2 separate regions of the Homo sapiens genome follow, and region 2 is linked to region 1. A link is an interaction called in ENCODE POLR2A ChIA-PET data of the cell type or tissue named here. Cell type or tissue: PC-3. All regions are shown on one strand. Each heading gives the region's core, and the rest is flanking DNA. Links, peaks and the distances in the headings are about the cores only.

Region 1 (6,373 bases), core at 739-5,738:
AAGAAATGGTGGGTGATTGTGCATTAGGTCACCAACTTACAATCAAATGGTTCAGAAACCTTCTTTTGTGCTGTATTTTCAGCTTCTCTGTGAGTCTGTGATTGTTTCAAAACCTTTTAAAGTATTTTTTTAAGGCTGTGTAACATAGAACAGTCAGTGTGACAAGGGAGGAGGCCCAGGGGGAACGTTCATTTTTGTTTCTTCATCTATCCCTAACGTAACCCCACCACCACCACCATCACAAGCCCACAAACTCTCCAGGCTAGTGCCCGGCCTCTATGCTCCCTTGCACAGCCTCAATGCCTACGGGAATTCTCTACCCAAACAGACCTCCTATTACCCATCTTATCCCTCCTCTGACTTCTGTCCGGCCCCAGCACCACTCCACCCCTAATCCCACAGGCTCTCCTTCGTTTAGAAATAATCTCCTCAAGTTCTCTCCTAGTCCCCCACTCCTGCTGGTCCATCCCATGTACCCTCAGGACTTGCATTCACCAGTTCTGCACAGAAGCCAGATCTCTCCCTTGCACCCCTTATCCAAGTCTACCCCCGACCTCCCTAAGGTCTTTCACAAGCATAGCAAATTCCTCTTATTCAAAAATAAACTCATCACCTCTCCCTTGTCCCCGTGTCTTCCCAACCTGCTTCCCTCCTGTGTCGCTGATCTCAGTAACTTCACAATCCACCCACCTCCCAACACCAGAAACGGAGAGTCATCCTTGACACCAATGTTAACTCCTAAATCACTCTCAAACCTGTGCTTTCCTCCTACTCTACGACACTGCCATCCCATCATCTCCTGCTCAAATTCCTGCAACAGCTTCCCAGCTAGGATCCTCACATCTCTTCTTACGCTCTTCAGTGTACTCTCCACATCCCAGCCAGTGGACTTCTGAAAATTCAAATCTGACTACAGCTCACCACACTTAAATCCTATAATGGATGCCCACTATTCTTAGGGAGAAGTCTAACACCACCCCCACCCCTTATTAGATATTCCAAAATCCATTTATCAACCCTAACTCTCTGTCTTAAACCCTCTGCACCAACGATATAAACATATTTTCCTTTTCCAACAATGCTGCCAACATCCAGCAGACTGCCTGGCACTTTGTAGATGCTCAATAAATGTTTGTTGAATAAATGAATGTCAATTAGAGTCAATTAGATGCAGGGGTGGGGTGGGGGGATGGGGGTAGTAGACCAACTTAATATTTCACAAACTCAAATCTTCAGATACGCCAAAGTATTAAAGATACAACACATGTCCTTCGCAAAAGCCTAACAAAAATGTCAGAGAGAGTCTGCATAAAATAATTGGCAGCTCAAATTCAAGGTCCTTGAGGTTAGACATTAGCAAAGAAGGGAAACACTTGTTCACAGTCAAGCAGGCAGCAGTTACACCACAGCTGGCTGCTGCATGCCACAGCATGACTCAGTTCCACTAATGTGTGGGTGCACTCCCCATGGCATGTGGATGGTGAACTCAGAAAGAGAGGTGTATGTGCATACATACACATACATGGACTTGTGCACACACACACAAAAAAGAGCGGGGAAGTGGGGAAATCGGGCCTTTTCCACACAGGGGTCAAATAAACCCTAAGGAATGAAGACAAAATCACAGCTAAAAACCAAAAGGGCCCCTTCTACAGAAACTCACTTGGTACATGACAGTTTGAAAGGAGGGATCCTTTTGGACGTTTCGTTTATTATTCCTTATATTTTCTCTAAACTCCATTATGATACACCCATTCTGGAGGCTTTGCTAAAGAATAGCAGCCAATATGCTCCCAACTACTGTCATCCACTTTACTTCAGGTATTGCTGCAAATCAAAGGAGAGATGGAGTCAAGAAAGAACAATCCAAAGGCAACAGAATAAAGCTCTTTTAGCTTAAAACCATCAGGGAAATGGAATCAGTAATCTAATTAAGAAGGGAGGTGGTGCGGGTGGGCTAGCATCATCCTTTCAAGCCTCAGAGAGGCCTTGTTGTCAGGATGACAAATAGAAAGCTACCATGACTTCTGTGACCCAAGGCTGCTCTGATGCCTATTAAGCATGAAGAGAGATCTTTTCCCCAGAGGAAAGAGAAAGTCTAATAGGAAGCCAAGGGTGCTTGAAGGGCAGGAGCAAGCCCCACAAGCTCAAAAAGGAAGTAACATCCAAGGGACCCAGGATCACGGGCGAGAAAATTACTGCTGTGAAGAGGCATGAGTGGCCCAACCATATGGAAAACTCATCCGGAGATGAGGAAGGGGCGGAAGACTACAGGCAGCGGTGGTGGTGATGGTGAGGAGGAGGATGATGATGGTGGCAGCGGCGGAGGTGGTGATAGGGACCACACAACAACAGTGGCCCACCGTGGAGCACTTGCTCTGTGCCAAGCCTGCGCTGAGCATCACCTTACAACAAACACTGCGAGGAGGGTGCTATTCACTTCACTCCACACTACACGGCAGATGACACAGCTATAGAAAGACTGACACTACAATCTACACAGCTATTAAAGTGGTAGGAGTCAGGGCTTCAACCCAAGTCTGCCCAATTTCAAAATCAATGGCCTTCTATTTGAAGTATTGTTCCCAGTTACTTGTGAATGACTGTACTTATCCAGATGAAAAAAGGCAGTGTCTGGTGGTTAGGAAGTCAGCCAGCAATACTGGGGTGAAGGAATGCTGTATCGCTGACCTTATACTTGGGTTAGCACAATAAAAGCTTCAGTAATGGATGACCAGGACCATGTTCTGACTCATCATCCTCCATGGGGGAAATCAAATACTATTAGGCCTAGCTGGATTCTATCATCGCTAAACTTTTTTACTGTTAAACCACAGGCATTCCTTTCCTGGTATTATTTACAATAATTTCAACCTAAAAAAAATATCTTTTGGGGCCAGGCGTGGTGGTTCACGCCTGTAATCCCAGCGCTTTGGGAGGCTGAGGTGGGTGGATCGCCTGAGGTCAGGAATTCGAGACCAGCCTGACCAACAGGGGAAACCCTGTCTCTACTAAAAATACAAAAAAAAAAAAAAATTAGCCAAGCATGGTGGTGGGTGCCTATAGTCCCAGCTGCATGGGAGGCTGAGGCAGGAAAATTGCTTGAACCTGGGAGGCGGAGGTTGCAGTGAGCTGAGATTACACCACTGCACTCCAGCCTGGGCGACAGAGTGAGACTCCGTCTCAAAAAACAAAAAAAAAATCTTTTTGAAATGGTAAACACTGTCTTCTTATTAAGTTCTATCAGTCATCACTAGCACTATCGACTAACACTACTTAACTAGTGACACTGGTGTAACACTACTACCTCTAGACAAGTCTATCAAAATGTATCACATGAAATGTATCTAAAGAAGGGAAATTCTGACAGACTGCCCTTCTGCCCCTGATTGTGGTACCAGGCACATCTGAAGAGACATTTCGTGAAGATGGGAAGGGTAGTTCGCTTGCAGCTTGGGGAGGCTGCAGGTCTAAACATCATATATTGATTGCCCAGATCTCTTTGCTGCTACGGTGTCCAACGTGACTTAGATACACCAATGACATGGGCTTATAGGTGACTCTGGTGTTCAACCGAGTCACAAGGAAGAAAAGCAGAGCACACGGTTATCCACAAGAAGCAAGATCTCCCCATGGAGGAGGCGTGTGTTCTGAGCTGGCAGGTCAAGTACCGGATTCTCAATTCAACAGCCTCTCATAGCAGCAGCCACAGCCTAACTTCCCTGGTTCTGGTAGGAAAAGATGGTGCTGGGGATAGGGAGTAGACTGGAAGCTCAGCCCAGAGCCTGTTCCTCCCAAACTGCCAAGGATTCCTGATTCGCTTGCCCATGGATTAAATCGACTCCAGCTTTAATTCCCTAGAGTAGATTCTGTGTCCAATACAGGAAATGTGAATAACAACAAGAAGCTCATCGCTTTTACTAGTTTATTAAATTTGTAAAATGTTACGTATAAAATACTCAGACACAAAGGATAAGGAAACAAACTCAATTTATTTTAATTATATTTTAGTATAATAGCATTTAGGCTAGGATATTTCATATAAACTATAGTATTGCCCAATTTTATAAACTTAAACCTACACTGTAATTCACCTCATTCATAAACATGAGAAAATTTGACCTACTTTCTAATATATTCAGCTCCTTGTCTGCATTAATCTGCAGTGACATTTTAAAAGTTCCTCTAATAATTTCCATTATATGAAAATGCACTTTTCATTTACATCACCTTTGATTTTCTTCCCACAAACAAAATACTGTTTTTTCAACAGTTAGCCTGCAAATGTAGTAAGAAACAAGACATACAAGACAGCTGATACAAAAAGTTCACCTATGATGGGGCTCAGTCTTGGGTTTCTTAATGGGGGAAAGGAGGAGGAGGAGGAGGAGGCGGCGGCAGCGGCAAATAATGAGAAAATTTTGCCCTAGGTCCACACGCTACAGGATGGTAGGCTTGCGTCTGTGTATAATCTATGGAAAATCAGAGAACACAGCTTTGAGAGATTAATATAAATCCCTTATCGCATAATATGAGCTCCATGCTTCCTAATAGTTCCATAATCTCAAATAATTAAAAAAAAAAAAAAAAGAAGACGAAGAGAAGAAATCCACTTTCCACTCCCACGGCCTCCTTCCAACTACACACTGCAACCACCAACACCCTCCTGAACCTGGGCTCCCTCTCTCTTATGAAGCTCTCTTTAATATACTGTTGACAATCGCCCCCCACCCTTTTCTTTTTTTTTTTTTTTTTTTTTTAAGACAAGGTCTCACTTTGTCACCCAGGCTGGAGTGCAGTGACTCAATCATGGCTCACTGCACCATCAAATCTTCTACCTCAGTCTCCCAAGTGGCTGGGACGGGAGGTGCATGTCACTACCCACTACCCCCAGCTAATTTGTGTGTGGTATTTTTTGTTTGTTTTTGTTTTTAAGAAATGGGGTTTCACTTTGTTGCCTAGGATGGTCTCGAACTCCTAGGCTCAAGTAATCCTCCCACCTCAGCTTCCCACAGTGCTGAATTACAGTTGAGAGCCACCATGCCCCGCCTTGACAACCCTTTTGAGCAGCTCCCTCATATGTGCAAGAATTTTCTATGGCTCCCGAATGCCTAGAGCACAGGTTGACAAACTATGGCTCAAAAGCTAAGAATGGTTTTTATAATTTTAAAGGGTTAAGGAAAAAAACCAAATGAATTATATTTCATGATACATAGAAATTATATGACATTCAGATTTCAGTGTCCATAAATCAAGTTTCATTGGAACACAGCCACACCCATTTATGACTTGTCTATGCCTGCTTTCTGTGTGCCAACAGCAGAGTTGAATAGCTGCAACATAGGCAGTAGCCTCAAATATTTGTAGTTGAGTCCTTTGCCAGAAAAGATTGCTAACTTCTGGCCTACATTGCAAAATCCATAGCCTTTGGCCTAGCAATACAGGTCATCAAAATATCTAACAGACCTTCCTATAAACCTTATTTACTGCTACTTGAAGACATAACACAGATTCCACCGAAATGTCCTTCTCTATTTCTCCCAAACGTGACTCCCTTTTCCTTTCTTGCTCCAAAGCTCTGTTCAATCCCAGTAGTCTGTAGACATCCTGCTTTGTCTTTACAAAAGGAGTCACCTCGTATATACATTTAACTTCCATGAGGTTAAAAAAGAATAATGATTTTAAGAGTATCAAGGCTATTCTCCACAAAGCTATTTGTAATTGTAAAAGATGGAAACTACCCAAATGTCCATCAATTCAGCACAGGTTGAATAAGGGAGAACAAATCCACATAATGGAGGAAGAGGCAGATACACAAAGGAGTGAGGACTCTCTCTCTCTCTCTCTCTATGCCACTACAGAAGAAGAATTAGGGGAAATTAAATGAAAAAAGCAGAGCAGAGAAACGTGCATAGAGTATGCCTTGCTTAACTAAGAAGGGAAGGAGATACAAATACAAAAGTATGCACACATTTGCTTACACACATTTTAAAAAAAAACCACTACAACGATAAACCGTAATTTTTTCCATTGTTACCTATGGGGTAGGAGAAAACAGGATGGAGAGAGAACTGGGGTAAAACCAAACGCCTCGGCCGGGCGCGGTGGCTCACGCCTGTAATCCCAGCACTGTGGGAGGCCGAGGCAGGTGGATCATGAAGTCAGGAGATGGAGACCATCCTGGCTAACACGGTGAAACCCCATCTCTACTAAAAATGCAAAAAATTAGCCGGGCGTGGTGGCTGGCGCTTGTAGTCCCAGCTACTTGGGAGGCTGAGGCAGGAGAATGGCATGAACCTGGGAGGCAGAGTTTGCAGTGAGCCAAGATCGCGCCACTGCACTCCAGCCTGGGCAACAGAGCGAGACTCAGTCT
Region 2 (6,373 bases), core at 820-5,819, 95 kb before region 1:
ACCCATGAAGCAAGAAACCTGAATGCCAGAGGATCTTTTTGTTCCGTCTATAAAATATTATAAAATCATTGCCAAATGAAGAGGTGGTCAAAACAGATGAAGTCAAAAATGCAGGAAAAAAGGTATTTAGAAGTGTCAGGTAGTTAATAAAAACATTACGTTATTTTTCTAGATTTGGTGATATTTGTGGTGTTAGTTCATATAAGTTCGTAATTTTTTGTGATTTCTTCTAAGTAAATATTTCATTATATATATAAATAAATAATTCAAAAAACATTTTAATAAGTGAAGGCCAATGAAATTCTGTAGAATTCCTAAACAGTGAACATGACACAGGATTTGGAAAAGGGCATCTTTCAGAGAACCTGGGCCAGAACTGTAACAATTTAATTAGGATATATTTATATATTACTTGCAAAATTAGAGACTTAGGAGAAGGAGTAAAGGGCACTGGCCCACCAGCACGTAAGCAGCTCATCCTGGCCTGAACCACCCCAGAAGCAGGCCTCTGCGCCCCACCCTTTGAGGGACAGGGATGGAGGCAGATGAGCAGAGATGTCTGATGCTTTCTGAGCTGCAGTGAGGTGATACTGCAGACAGTGGTGACAGTCGCTCCCCAGAGGGCAAGCACCACAGGTCCCTGGTATTGAAAAAGAAGGGTCACAAAAAAGACTTCCCTGCCACGCTTGTGGTTTTGGATAAGACACAAAAAATAAACCACCTCTGAGTACAAAGGAAATTCTCTCTCTCTTTCTCTGTGTGTGTGTGTGTGTGTGTGTGCGCGCGTGTGTGTGTGTGTGTGTGTCGAAGTAAACATAAACTTCATGTTTATGAGGACTCAAGAATGATGCCATTAAAACCTCCTCCTGAACAGATAAAGTAAGACTGGCCAGGAACTAATGATCACAGAGGTTAGGTGACAGATACCAGGAGTTCATGACACTATTAATATTTCCTCCCTTCTTGTGATTAAAGAATGTCCAGCACATTAACAAAAAAAATAATCACGGCCAGGCGCGGTGGCTCACGCCTGTAATCCCAGCACTTTGGGAGGCCGAGACGGGCAGATCACGAGGTCAAAGTTCGAGACCAGCCTGACCAACATAGTGAAACCCCGTCTCTACTAAAAATACAAAAATTAGCCGGGCATGGTGGCGTGCACCTGTAATCCCAGCTACTCAGGAGGTTAAGGCAGGAGAATTGCTTGAACCCGGGAGATGGAGGTTGCAATGAGCCAAGATCACGCCACTGCACTCCAGCCTGGGCAACAGAGTGAGACTCTAATTTAAAAAAAAAAAAAAAATCAGGAAAGCTAAATACGTGCTTTACAATGATGACGCATGGTGGCAGTGAAATGAGTTTTCCTATTAAAAAAAATCTTTTTGGTAACACAAAAAGACCTCACTCCCAAGATAATCCATCTCAATCGCATTCTTGACTATCTCAAAGATTTAGTTAGTTTTCAAATATTACATTCTGCCTGCTCGGGTCTAGACCATCACTTAGACTTCTTTCCATGACTATAAGCCTGCAAATATCTTACCTGGAATCGCTCATCAGTCTCATTCTCTCCAATCTGTCTCAGAAGATCCCCACTGGCTTGTCCGATGCTGCCAGCAGCAGTCAAAACTGTCTGTCGAGGCTGTGAACAAACAACACACCTTAATTGGAAAGAAAACGCATTTCCTCCAGTGCCATCAGACATGGAAGTACAGGAAGTAGAATCTCACAGAATTTGCTCCCTTTGTCTGACAGTGAGAATCTCAGGTGGTCTGCCAGATAGAAGACATCCCGGTGAAATCCGTGAAAGGAAACATCCAGTGTCTCACAAACCAGCAATATAGTTGTATGGATTTGAAATGGCCAATTAGTGAGCCTTGTTCATTTGGTAAGAAGGTGATGCATTCTGTGGAAATTAGGGTGCAAACTTCTATTCCCCTTAAATGCGTATTAGTCATGTGTGTTAAGTTCCTGTAGCTGCATCTACTCAAGTACCCTTGAGGGGGAGGCCTTTATACTAAGAGCTCAACCACTCCTGAATGTGGATGAGCTTCTGCACCCAGTTCCACAACTCCAGTTACTCCTGCAGAGAGAAACACACCCCATCAAGACGCAAGGAACAGCTCGGGAAGCAAGAGCCCCATGGTCCCCCAGTGGATGCAGCTGTCCCATCAGAACCTGAGTGATTGCTTGCCTCTGGAGCTTACCTCTCCAGAAGTAGGCTGCACAGCTTTCAGCAAGTCTGACACCGCCCCAGCGAGGGTCCTGGCAGCTCTGAGCAAGTCCTCCCCGCTGCCCACCTCATCATCCATGAGGGCGGCCAATAGCTTCACACCCTTGGACATCTCCGTCAGGTTGGAAGAAATAGTGGTGATCGCACATCCCACAGCTGTGTAGTCAGTGTCTGCAGGGTCACCTGGCACAGAAAAGAACCATCCCCATCAAAGGAGGGCACATGGTTCTGGTGAGAATTTTCAAAACCCCACACTGGCAGGAGTTCCTCACCTACCATCCTGCAGGAGTCAGACACCAAGCTTCACATGAGCACAGTGAGCTGGCCTGCTCCCTGTCTCCGAGGTGACTTCAAAAAGGCCCTTTCACCTGGAGGCCTCATGCACTGAAATACTGAGTACAACCACCTTTAAAAATCCAGAGGATGTCTCGGCATCTCACAGCCCTTTTCATTAGGCCCCTGTCAGCAGCTCAGGGGGTCAACTCTGCTCCTGAAAGGCTGCTGCAGGGTGAAACAAGCAAGTTCCCAGCTCTCCTCTGACAGTGAAAGGCTGGGAGCCACACTGTGCCAGAAGAGACCACTGCTGGACAACATGGGCAAAGGCACATATGACAGGTCTGTTCATTCAAAACCATTTTCCAACTGTAGGTGCCCAGAAGGCAGAAAGTAGCCTCAGTAGACTTTGCAGTATGTCCGGCACACTGACAAGCCGTGAGAAGATCTGAATAGATGCTTTTTAATGAGGATGCATGATACAGGCAAAAAGCAATGAGATGTTCCTTCCCACTCTCCTGGGTCACTGGGAGAAAATGCCTACAGCACTAAAAGTGCCTTAGACTATCCTCTCATAATATAAAGTCTATTGTTTCAATCAACAGATAACTTATTTTTTAAAATTAAAAAAAAAAACACAGCTTTTAAACAAAACCCCAATGCAGCACAAATCTCTCCGGGACTTACCAGCTGTGAGGTTAACAACTGAAGCCGTTCCGGCCGTGATAGCATCAACTTGAGAATGGATTTCGTGTTTGGATTCGTCGACTTTGTTCTGAACCCATACCCTAGATGCCTGCAAAGCCAGACAACGGCACAACACAATCACAGCACAGAATTACCCAGGAGACCGGAGAAGCCCCGCCATAAAATCACACCAGCATTTTGGCTACATTCTTCTTATGAGGCCAGCACCGACAGGGCCCTTAAGTTATCCTAAACAGTATCCTTAACAGGCCTCTTAAGGAGCAAGAGATACTCAATGGCGTGCAAATTCTCCCTTGTGTCTTATGTTAATTATGTTGTTTGTGTTTTTAACTTTTAAGATCTTAGGGAGAAAAATTCCACGTGGCCTTATTTAGAAAAATTCAAGTGAAAAAGAATGAGGAGAGAAAAATCAATGTTTCATCATAATACTGCACATTAGCACTAATAGTTGTTGCTAATTTTCACCTTGCTTTGCAGGGTGCAGGGTGAGAAAGAGGGTGTTTCAACTTAGACATGTTCTCTGTCAATGTAGGAAATGCCTCTTGCTTACAACGTGCATTGTCGTAAAGACAACTAAGGGCCATGCTCATGTAGACGGTAAGACCTTTCCTGGTAAGATGAGGGGATGGGTTGAGATCCCTGTTCTGGATCCAGATCTACCACTAGCAGGTGACAGGACCTCGGGCAAATCATAGGCAGGTCCTGTGCCTTATACTTCTTCTACCATGGAAATTCAATGGTTTTTAAAAACCTTTCCAGCTCTTATACTTTACGTTTATTTGAACCTATAAATAGCAAGTTCTCTATTTTCTGACATTTCAGAACTTACCTAATAAATGATCATTTATCTTGATAATGATGACCCTGCAGTAAGGTGCTCATCTGCTTCCCAAAACATCCCAAAAATACTCATCTATGTTCAGGATGTGACTAGCACTAGAAATAATTTATGGCATTCTAATTCTTTGAAAACTGGTGAAGCAGGAATGTTAAATCTTAAATATTTTAAAACTCTACCAATTATACTGGATATGGGAGTCTGCCATACATGTTTGTACTCTGGAGTTCCCCAAAGCAAATGTTTATTGTTTTTGGGTACCTGGGAGAAATGGCGCTGAGTTTACCAGCAACCTCCACGCACACAACTGTGCAAATGAAAAACTCAGCATTCTGGGAGAACTTGGAGGGCAGTTATCCTGGCAGGACAAGATGAGGCTACAGACTGTATCTTGGTTCTGGCCCCTGTGATGGCACCAGTCAGTCCTACAACAGTGGTTGTCAACCCTGACTGGCCATTAGAATCACCTGGGGAGAATAAAAACCACTGATTCTCAGGCTCCACCCACAGCAACAACGATTTATTTGGTCAGAACTGGTGCTTTGGGCTTTGTTTTTAAAGTTCCTAGGATGATTCTAACGTACAAAGCAGGGTTGAGAATGACAGCGCTAGCCGGTGCTTCTCAAACTTTAATGGTCACCCAAAGAAGCTGGGAACTTGGCTAAAATGCAGATTCTGTTTGAGTAGGCTGGGGAAGGCCCAAGATTCTGCACCTCTTACAAGACCCTAGGAATTGCCAATGCTGCTGGTCCTGGGACCACGATTTGAGCAGTGAGGAGTTGGAAGATTTCATGCAGCAGCAGCTACAGGAAGATCTCTGGGTTAATCACCCTACCTTGCTGAAAAGCTCAGTGGTAGTAAGCCAGTGCTTCTCAAAGCACAGTCCCCAGGCATGCAGTGTTGGCATCACCTGAGATCTTGTTGCAAATGCAAAATCTCAGGCCCTACCCAAGATCCAAAAAAAAAAAAATAGAGGAAGAGTCCAGCAACATTCATTTTAACAGGCCCTTCGGATGATGCTGATGGATGCTACAGCTTGAGAACCACGGGTAGCAATAAAACTAACAAACAGCTAATGCTTACTGAGCTCTTACTATGTGCGAGGGGCTGTGCTAAGAACTCTACAGGTGATTAGATCATTGCATCTTCATAACAACTCTATTTACAGATGACAAAGTGGAGGAATTGAGAAGGCAAGTAGCCCAGATTCACACAGCCAGTACTGGAGCTGGTGTTTGAACCCAGGTCACAGGATCCTAGGGTTCAAGTTCTCAGCCCACCCGTGGTACTGCCAACAGCCAGCAGTACCCTATGATTCTCTCCTCCTATGGGTGCAACTGAGAGGCAAAGACTCAATATCCTGAAAAAATCATGGGTTTCCATTTCACCTAGAGATAGAAATTTACCTAGATGAATCCCGACAGAGTATATAACCCTGCTTTCTGCCAGGGCAGAGACTTGGCATGAAAACCACTGAACAGTATTTACCATATCCTGGCCGAGAGGTGGCAGCGAGTCGAGCTCACTGAGATCATCCTGGGCCTGCTGGACGGCGTGCATGCTTGTGTTGATGGTCCCCATCAGGGCCTGCTGGGCTGAGGTCTGCAAAGGCAAATGAAACAAAGCTGTCATCCCACACGCCTGGGACCGACATGGCCCTTTATGCAAAACAAAGCAAAACAGAACTCTGCACTCAAGACAAAGCAGCCCAGGCTACATCTCAACAAGCGCCTCAACCATCTCCCATTTCAACCTGGAGGCCAGAAATAGATACTGCATTATATTAATAGAACACAAAATGAAGGTGATTGCCACGGAGGGATTATAATCAGAAGTGTGTGAAGAGCTTAATTAGCTGACAAGAAGGCTCAGAAGAGTCCTTGCTGGGGAACTGGGGTGATCCAATCTTTGAGTACTGAGGACCTCCTCACGCACAGGAAACACGTGGGTGTTAAATGAGAATGCTTCCTGATAGACACTTAAGGACTCCATCTAAATCTACGGTCAATGTACTTTTTCAGAGACAAGTGTTGTTCCTGAGCTTTCGAAAAGTTCTCACACAATAGCAAGGGAGTCCCAAGGCCGGCCTGAGAGGCACTGAGCCGGACAGACCAGCACAGTGGAAAGGAATCAATGACTCCCAGCGTGAAACCTCAAAATCACTAAAAACCTGGTCGACTTCTCAGACTTTCCTAGGGGTATCTGGCCCAATCAGCTTGATGCTGCCAGGACACGGGAGCAGAGTTCTGTCCCTGTACACAAGTCATGTTAAGAGCTCCCTAATTTTCCAGTCACAGAGGACACCTCCGATACTAAACAGG

The links. ChIA-PET counts read pairs that join two places held together with the same protein. Peaks named below come from ENCODE experiments on the same cell type or tissue, not always from the same donor. Only the 100,000 strongest peaks of a DNase experiment are listed, where the experiment ranks them.
Region 2: POLR2A ChIA-PET joins it to region 1 with 9 read pairs; 5 of 35 experiments call an interaction of 5 or more read pairs at or near these places.

Annotation. Positions count from the first base shown.
Region 1 is chr15:62,602,912-62,609,284 of GRCh38, reverse strand. All of the region lies in intron 2 of TLN2 (talin 2), which reads right to left. Among named protein-coding and RNA genes, the nearest start is that of MGC15885, 39 kb to the left of the region's middle. In PC-3, for the core only: no CTCF peak of the experiment used is centred there; DNase peaks (open chromatin) are centred at 2,704 and 5,334; H3K4me3 peaks cover 289 bases; H3K27ac peaks cover 2,541 bases.
Region 2 is chr15:62,698,035-62,704,407 of GRCh38, reverse strand. It overlaps TLN2 (talin 2), which reads right to left. Exons shown (of 59, transcript NM_015059.3): 16 at 5,541-5,654; 17 at 3,194-3,302; 18 at 2,208-2,416; 19 at 1,544-1,642. Among named protein-coding and RNA genes, the nearest start is that of MGC15885, 56 kb to the right of the region's middle. RefSeq lists an enhancer at 5,484-5,778. In PC-3, for the core only: no CTCF peak of the experiment used is centred there; no DNase peak of the experiment used is centred there.